Linked DNA regions of Mus musculus: regions 2 and 3 are each linked to region 1. A link is a contact called in ENCODE Hi-C or POLR2A ChIA-PET data. All regions are on one chromosome and are shown on one strand. The core of a region is the stretch at or near the end of the contact, and the rest is flanking DNA. Distances in the headings are between cores, read along the strand shown. Region 1 has its middle 12 kb from the start of Gm46353. Region 2 has its middle 8.2 kb from the start of Vcpkmt. Region 3 holds the start of 5830428M24Rik (RIKEN cDNA 5830428M24 gene).

Region 1 (2,700 bases), core at 180-2,679:
ACCCTAGAATCAGAAAGGGATGGGGGGTGGAGGTCAAGCTATGGTATAACTATGCCTTTCAGAAGGTAAAGAGGGATTTGGGAGCCTCCTGTAACCCAGGACAACAGCAGGGAGAGGCAGTTTTAGCCAGGGAGGGCCAGGTGGTCAGGAGCTGCAGATTCGTGGATGCACCGTTTTCAAACAGAGCGAGTAGGAGGAGGTGAGGCCATTCATTGATGGGAAAGGCAACCCAGCCAGTGTGGGTGTTTGTTTTGAACTTGGTGAATTTAGAATCTTTGGGGACATAATTGTAGAAGAAAGATCACACTGGTCGCTGACACTGGTCGCCGAGGATACAATTCTGCCGGTCAGAAAACCGTGGGCAGACTCAGCTACTGGAGGAAGACCGAGTGTGCCTCCCAAGGTTCCTGGCAAAAACTGTAGAAGGTGCCACCACATTGAGCTGCCTAGCAGCAGAGTCCTCCGGTGTCACCAGGCCACTGGTGAGAGACAGCCTGGCTAATTATGAATGCAATGCGGAGAAGCCAGAGTTAGTAAACCTGCCTGCATCCACATTTCTGTAGAATGCCTGCACTTCCCGTGACTCAGCGAGGGCTCCTCCTGTGGCTTGTTCCAAAGCACACTGGGAGTTGTTGGGCAAATATTTGAACAGCCTTTCGATCTGAAACCCGAGTAGCTGAGCCCTTCAGCTTCAGAGCCTGCAACTCCTTGCTGCCACTAGCTCTTTCTGTCCCTGCTACAGCCAACCCCTGCGGCAGCAGGAACCACTGAGCAACTAATCCCAAACTGGATTTTCCACCAAAAAAAAAATGTCACCAATGATGGAGGAGAGGAAAGATGACCAAAAGTCCAGGGCACCTTGCTCCCACTCAGAGGGCTCGCTTTATCTCTCATGGTCGGGTTACATGCTCATTTCGCGTTCAGCGGGAACTGAGTGTGTGATTAATCTCTTGATCAGGAGTGAGTCAGGCATGGGTGTGAATCCACAAAGTGCTAATTACAAACGTGCTTCCTTCCTGGGAGCCAGTAAGAGAAAGTTAGTAAGGCAAGAGAGAAGTGCTGGGCGGGTCCCTGAGCAGGGACCCAGAAAGACCCCTCCACTCCAGTTCCCCTCCGATCAGGCAGGGCAGAGGCGCTGCGGGTGCGGAATGAGAGACCCTGGCTTCTCTATGAGCTGCACATCTAAAATAAGACTCCACGGGAGACTCTGGGAATTTCCTGTACTTTTTAACTCTCAATGTCCTATTTATAAAGCTTAGTCACTGCAGTTGTTTCGCAGTTACTCCGCGGCGTGTAGAGACAGGTCATAACAGGAAACAGGCTCACAGGAGGCTCTCTCTCAACCGCTGGCTTTGGGGGAATCTGGGTCCGGTCTCCACTTGACAAGCTCAAGGGACTTAACTGGACTGGGTAGCTCTCTAATCTTTCCACTGGCCAGCCACACCCGGCTCTTACATATTCCCGAGGAGGGTCTGGCCTCTTCAAGGGCTTCTTACAGACACTGTGAGGCCCAGCTTCTTGGGAGACCCCCAGGCCCTGGCACAGAGTATGGTCTGAAGGCATCTTTTGCTTCCTGCAGCAAGAACAGACCTGCCCAAGCGTCTCTGCTCGTCCCTGTCTGCATAAAAAGGGCAGGTTCTCCCAGAAGGTTCCAGGCTCCATTGCCTATGTGCAGAAATTGTTAAAAACAATTAAGAGGCAAAGGAGGGGAGAAGAGGGAATGAGCTGAATCCAGCAAAGCTCAGCCAAATGTTTTGCTCCTGTTTCAACCCTGGGCAGAGCCACAAGAGAGAACAAAGCCCTGTTCACTTCCCCATTTCACAGCCACTAAGCTAGCCTCTGAAATCAGGCTCTCTCATCAGGGCTAGTAAACTAACTCCTGTCCCCAGTGTCCCCAGACACTACAGGGCAGAGGTAGCCCCATTTGTTGTTCTTCATGGGGGGCATGGAGTCTTCCCAACCAGAGCCAGCTTACTTCGTAGCTGTAGTTTCTCATAAAGCAAGATGACCAATAGGTGGGCTAAGGCTCTCAACCAACTTTTCTTGGGAGCCGGTACTGGCTTAGCCCTGACTTCTGAGGCTCTGAAGCAAAGAAGGTTTAGATTTGGAGATGTTCCTTGGCTTGAGACATTTTGGGTCACAGTCCCAATAGTGTGGTGGTTTCTGATGGAGCTGGGCCTCTCTTAGCTCTGGGTGTGCAACAGTCAGAACCCAAGATGGTGTCGTGTGCCAGGGTTCCTCCATGTCTTACACTAGAGGTGCAATGGCCCAAGGACTTCTTTGGATGGCATTCCTGGACCGGGGTGGTCTGGTCCATTCTCTGGAATCTCAGGCTCTTTTACCATCTGCTGCCTCTCAAGTCCCCAGGCTGACCACTGACCAAGCCTCCTATTCCGTTCTCTTTCTTCTGGCTTCTTCCTCTCTCTGTTTCTCTGCCTCTTTCCGTTCACAGGCCTTTACACCCCCTTTTTCTCCATCTCTGCATTTGCTGGCCTGACAGTAAGTCTCCAAAAGCCACATGGAACCCATATCTCAGCATCCAGAGGCCTAGAGATTTTCCACCTCCCAATGAGTCACACTTCCCTGAGCTCCCACCACCAACCACAACAGAGGCTGGGGGGAGGGCCATACTTACAGCGCATAAAGACAAAACATTCATCAACGGAGAAGAAGGATGTTTCAAACAAGTGAGAGCTGCCA
Region 2 (2,700 bases), core at 29-2,528, 36 kb after region 1:
ACGTCACATGCTATGTTTGTAAGTGAACAGTAATGGCTTCCCGTCACCTTTCTAAAATGGCTGACTCATTTAACTAACAGCACTGTGAACCAGTGTTCTCAACTTTTTCCTGCCTCAGCTGCCATTCCTCCATGATAGGGGAGGGACGTTGGCATGAATTCTATACGCTCAAAGGGATACCTGGATTACACAACGCAGCAGATAAAAGCAACTGGCATTGTGCAGGTTTCCCAGGTCCCCACCCGTATTTCCACTTTTGCTGTAGTGATGTTTACTGTTTGCCAGGTACTCCGGTGCACTGCGTAGAGCAAACAACTTAAACTCCCATGGGAACCTCTGCGGCCCATGATAAAACCATCCTCTATTTACATGAGGACAAGGCACAGCGTTTAAGGAACAAGATCACACAGACAGTAAAAGACAGGCTGTGGAATCAACTCTGGATGGTGCAGTCCTTGGGTTTCTGTCCCGACACACTTTATTCCAAAGGCACAGGGAGAAACCATTACCATACAGAGGACTTGTCCTAGCATATTGTACATACTAGTCACAGACTTCATCTTGTAATGAGTGACAGGGCCTCAGTGGCTGGGTGGTCTGTGTTCTGTGTCACGTGGGTCTTAAGGTTTTAACAACTTCACCTGCCTTTACCTGCCTGAGCCTTTACCGTGTTCCCACTCAGAACTGGGAAAAGGGAAACTCAGCTGTCCTATTACTTTCCCGTGGGATGTGGTTCACCCTAGGAGTACGTGATTGTGGGAGGGCCACTGACAGACAGCTTCAGTCTTCTGATGTGAAATCTGATCTTCTGTGGAAGAAGGCATGCCCATTTGGAGAACTAGTTAAAGCTGATTAGAAGTTTTAAGTCCGTAGAAGCCGCATGTCAGATATAAAGCTGAAGTTCACCTTGAACTTTATTTTTAGAACTGCACTAATTAGAACAAAGTTAGACTCGTAAAGGCCTCTTCCTTGCACAGACGGGAATCTACAGCAGAAAGGCCATTTACAAATCACAACATATGCAGCTTCGTGAGCCACATAGGTTGAACAGAATGAAACAGAAAGCTACACCAAAGACAACTTCCTGGGAAAGCCGTCTCACTCAGCTTCTGCCGTGTTTTCTCCAGCAAGGACCCTCCTAATGGGTAGACTAGTTCTGAAAATCAAATTTAATTAAAAATTTTTAAAATCTGAGGGCTGGCTGCAATTCAAAACCGAGTCTTTTCACAGCCACCTTACTAGACGCTGTTTAAAGACAAAGATGTGTAATGCCACCTACAGGGCACCTTTGGAACTACAGTCCTACTTCTATGTCCCACACTGGGTTAAAAAAAAAAAAAGGCAAACCCTTGCTCATCACATTTAGCCAGAAAGCGTGAGGAGGGGGCGAAAAGAAGCACAAGAAGACGCACCGCCATTCTGTCCTGCACTTAAATAATAATGTGGAATCAAAACCAACCCGGTGTCACCAACTATAATCCACAGACTGTTAGAAATGGGAGAAGAGTTAGGCAACCAGAGGGAGAAGGTGGAAGAGGCTCAAGTCACTGGTGAGGAGGCCTGCAATTTGCCTCTGAATTGTAGAATCCCTCCCCCAGCCTTCAGTTAACAGCGATTCTGGTTCCTAGAGTTGTTCCACAGGTTTTGAGGTTCAGCCCCTCATTCTGGGCAGGACAGGCCACTCTAACCAGAGCACTTCTCTTCCCTTCTCTCGCCCTCCCTGCTGGGAGGTAGTAGACACGGGTTTCTTTATGGTGGTGATTCTCAATTTAGGAAACATTAAAGCTATTTGGAGTCCTTCAGTACCACCACCACACCTCCTGTTTACTCCGGCTAGAATGAAGCTTGACCTTAGCATAGTGCTTGGCTTCTGCTAGCTTCCAATTTTCCAAGTGACCACACAGTCTGGTTGAAGAAACAGTCCCTACAAAGCTAGGAAGTTACAGGTTCTAGGACAGCTAGGGCTACACAGAGAAACTGTCTCCAAACACCAAAACGAAACAAAAATCCCCAAACTTAAAGCCAAAACAAACACAAACCAGTTTGGGGCTGCAATCTCTTTCCAGGTGACGTCCACCTACTCCCTGGTAAGTGGTGCTAGGCCCCGCAGCCCACAGCAACAAACCCTGCTTGCTCAAGAGGACCCCAACTCATCTCTAGCATTTCCCTGACACACTGGTAATTACTTGAAGCTGGGCAGTTGGTATACTGGTTGATGCCCAGCTAGAGGCATGACCTCACTCATCTCTTGCACCTATTTGTTTTTGAGATATGGCCATGTGTTCCTATGTGTCCCAGAATGGCCTTGAACCCATGATCCTGCCTCCACCTTCCAGGTGTGTGCTGTGCAGCTCCCCTTGGACGTACACATCGATGCTGAGCCTTCCAGCCCCCAGCTCACAGATCGATTCCCAGGTTGGCAGGTCCATCTACCCTCTGCTTCAGGGCTAACAGCAGCCGTCCTGCCCCAAGCCCTGGTCTAAACCAGCCAAGCCTCTCCCTGAGCAACACAAGCCTAAGCAGAGATACTGGCTTCCCCTTCAGCGGATGAGTTACTCCTTAGGCCCTTCTTCCAGGGGGGTCTCAACTACAGGGCTTTGCTCACCAAAAGGCCTACATGTGCCCAACACTGAACTCCTCCAAAGCAGGGCTTCTCCCAGGCTCCTGTGTGGGAAGCAGTTGGCACTGAGGGTGCCCTTT
Region 3 (2,766 bases), core at 127-2,626, 63 kb before region 1:
GGAGGCTCTGGGCGCTTGAAGCCAAAGTTCCATGGAACAGAAAGAGCTAAGCGCCTCCTGGCAGGAAGGGCTTAGTAACTTTAGTCAAGCAGGAGGGAGTATGGGCTGGGCTTCAGCTAAAGGGTTCGATTTCCTCCATCCTTACAGAACGGGGAGGGAGATGGGATGAAGCTTCGGACAAACAAGAGGAACAGCCTTGAGAGGAGGTGGGGTCGCCATGGAGGGTTTCAAATCCACAAAGGCCGTTCTGCTGAGGGGAAGATGAGGGGCACTGGCCTAGAGAACAGGCCCCCAGAGAGCCTAGGCTCGTGGTTTTAATTACCCAGTTAGTCATCGGTTTACTGTCATCCAAGTTTAATAAGCCTGTGACCTGTGAGAGAGAGGAAAAAAAAATTACCCAAGTGTAGCAGCCTCGAGATAGGATTCTCCAAGGCTACCAGATCTGAATAACTCGGGGTTAGGGACCCCCATCTTTTCTGTCTTTGGAACTGTGGTCTCAAGGGCAGGACCTCAGGCACTAGCTCGTCCAGCTAAGCTAGAAAATGTTTTAAGAGCCAACAGTTTATAAACGGCTCAGGGAGGGGCTTCAGAGCACAGAGCCTCTGAAGGCAGAGCCCAGAGGTTTAAGCTCCGAAAGGGGGTAGAATGGGGTGGGATGGGGGGAGGGGGGGCTGGGACCCTGATGGCCACTGGATTGTCACCCAGTTTTACTCAGGAAGCAACAGGGTCCTCATGGCCCCTGCAGTCCCTGCCAGTGCCCTGAGAGGAATGAGGGTGTTGGCTTGGCACCCTCCAGGGTAGAACTAGGCAGGGTTTTGTGCCCCCTCCCTCCGCCGACCTTGGAGCAAAGCCTGAGTTCGTGTGCCCAGCCCCAGCTTCCACGTTGAGAAACCTGATATTTCTGACTGGAACACTCCACTCTTTGTGCTTCTCGCCACAGGGGTGTCCTGCTCCTGGCTAGCTCTGCTAGCTCAGCTCAGCCTCCTGGCTTCAGTGTCCCTCCTGAGCACCTGATGGCTCCTGGTTTGCTGTGACTCACTGCTATTATAGCTGTCTGGGGCTTTTATTTCCAGTACTTCACTGTAGCTGCCCGTGACCCAGCTCCCGAGGCGGGACTTTCCACGTCGAGGGTGCCAGGCCAGCAGAGAGGAGACCACCAGTCCATCTGTCAGTATCTGAATAATTTCACACACACACACACACACACACACACACACACACACACACACACACACATCTCTCAGCCACCTAGGCTGTTTTTGGTTCCGTGAGCAGTGCAAGCCAAAGGCCCCGGCCAGGCTGTTGGGTTTTTACCTTACCCTGCGGAACCTCTTGTCACCTGCGCATGCCAGGAGTTCACCACACCGGTTCCTCTCTGAGGCCACCTTAGCAGCGGCTTCCTGTATCTACAGCCAACTTCCTGTTGCGTTCACATAATGTTTGCCTGAGTTCTTAAGGTTTCAGTTCAGTAAAATGTAAGAGCAAACTGGGACTGGATGCACCTTGGAGACCGAACTAGGGACAGCTTGGGCTCAATAGGGAGAGCCTGTTCTGAAACAAAACAAAACCCCAACAAACCCCTAATCAACCAATTAAACAACCAAGAGTGCTCCAGAGGACACAGTATACTTAAGTCGCCCAAGGTGAGGTCCATCTAACAGGAACCCCACCCACTCCCCCCAAAAAACCCATCAACGACAAAGAAACCCAAGGTCAATTAAACTCAGGAAACTACATACTCTAACCCATTTTTTGGTGACTTAAAACATACTTATATATTAAGGGTCTAAGAAGTCCTATTGCAAATCCTGTTCTCCTATAGAACCCACCTTTTCCTAAACCCAGCACGATTCTGACCACGACTCTTTTCATTTAATACCTATTTATAACCTCAAAGGCCTAGTTAATGTCTTTTGGACTGTATTTTAGGAAATTATCTAGCAGTCGTTTTTAAGTGCCAGTTCATTCTCTGGTCCATTGGTGAGTGGGATTGGATATGTACTTGGTACAGCGTTTTGAAGCTCTTTGTGGGTCAGATACCCCTTGCTGTCCGCCTTTCTTGCTTTTTGTTAGATGCAGGCGTGGACTGTTGAGTCCCTCCCTGTTTTTCCTCCACCTCCATCCCCCACCCCCAGTTCCTGGAGAGAGTCCACTTTTGGTTTTTGTGGGTCTGGGCACATTTGGAGTTGGCAGAAGCAACCAGAGGGCTTCGGTTTGTGGCTTCATCTATTTTAGAGGAGAAAAAGGGGGGTGTGGTTCAACTGGTCCCTTGGGAGTGCTGGGGAAGCTACTGGGTTTGTTTGTTTGTTTTGTTTTTGTTTGTTTGTTTGTTTGTTGTTGTGGTTGTTGTTGTTTTAAACAGCTTTAGCTTCTCAGAATGGAAAGGAAGAACACAGGCTCTAGCCTTAGAGAAACGTTTACATGGTACCTCGCCAAGGCACCTCTCCAGAATAAGGCTACAGCAGCGGGGAGGCCCCCAATGAACCGAATTTGCAGCTCAGAGTCACTTAATTCTGCATCCCTTGTTGGCTCAAAACAGAAAACGCCCATGGGAACTGGCAAATGTGACCAAAGAGGCAGCGTGTGTTTTATGAAAACAAGGGGTGGCTCCCGGGGCAGCGGCCTGGGGCAGTGGCTGGGGCTGGGGTGGACCTCAGGCCAGGAGCCCGTGAAGCTCCGCTGCCGGCCAGGAGCCCTGATGCAGCGGGGCAGTCAGGATCGCCCAGCAGCTGCCGGTCCCCGTGGGGCGCAGGTGCAGTCTGGCTT

The links. Hi-C counts contacts between places; a loop is a spot of excess contacts on that map. ChIA-PET counts read pairs that join two places held with the same protein, here RNA polymerase II (POLR2A).
Region 2: a loop to region 1 is called in a map of T-helper 17 cell, with 2.2 times the contacts of the local background. The contact joins two enhancer-like sites. A Hi-C loop is called at or near these places in 3 of 37 maps with a recorded cell type or tissue (T-helper 17 cell and heart). POLR2A ChIA-PET finds 5 or more read pairs at or near these places in 2 of 5 experiments (Patski and embryonic stem cell).
Region 3: a map of gastrocnemius shows a loop between it and region 1 (2.3-fold over the local background). The contact joins the promoter of 5830428M24Rik here to the enhancer-like site in region 1. A Hi-C loop is called at or near these places in 1 of 37 maps with a recorded cell type or tissue (gastrocnemius). POLR2A ChIA-PET finds 5 or more read pairs at or near these places in 3 of 5 experiments (Patski and embryonic stem cell).

The regions. Positions count from the first base shown.
Region 1 is chr12:69,536,915-69,539,614 of GRCm38, forward strand. No RefSeq gene overlaps it. Among named protein-coding and RNA genes, the nearest start is that of Gm46353, 12 kb to the right of the region's middle. Within about 2 kb of position 1,430, at least 3 of the 3 ENCODE cell types and tissues checked have a DNase peak (open chromatin) inside an H3K27ac peak, as active enhancers do; they include gastrocnemius, where a contact is called at or near this core.
Region 2 is chr12:69,573,431-69,576,130 of GRCm38, forward strand. No RefSeq gene overlaps it. Among named protein-coding and RNA genes, the nearest start is that of Vcpkmt, 8.2 kb to the right of the region's middle. Within about 2 kb of position 1,279, at least 1 of the 3 ENCODE cell types and tissues checked has a DNase peak (open chromatin) inside an H3K27ac peak, as active enhancers do.
Region 3 is chr12:69,474,174-69,476,939 of GRCm38, forward strand. 5830428M24Rik (RIKEN cDNA 5830428M24 gene) reads right to left here and starts at 1,377. Exons shown (of 5, transcript NR_038060.1): 1 at 1,315-1,377; 2 at 323-370.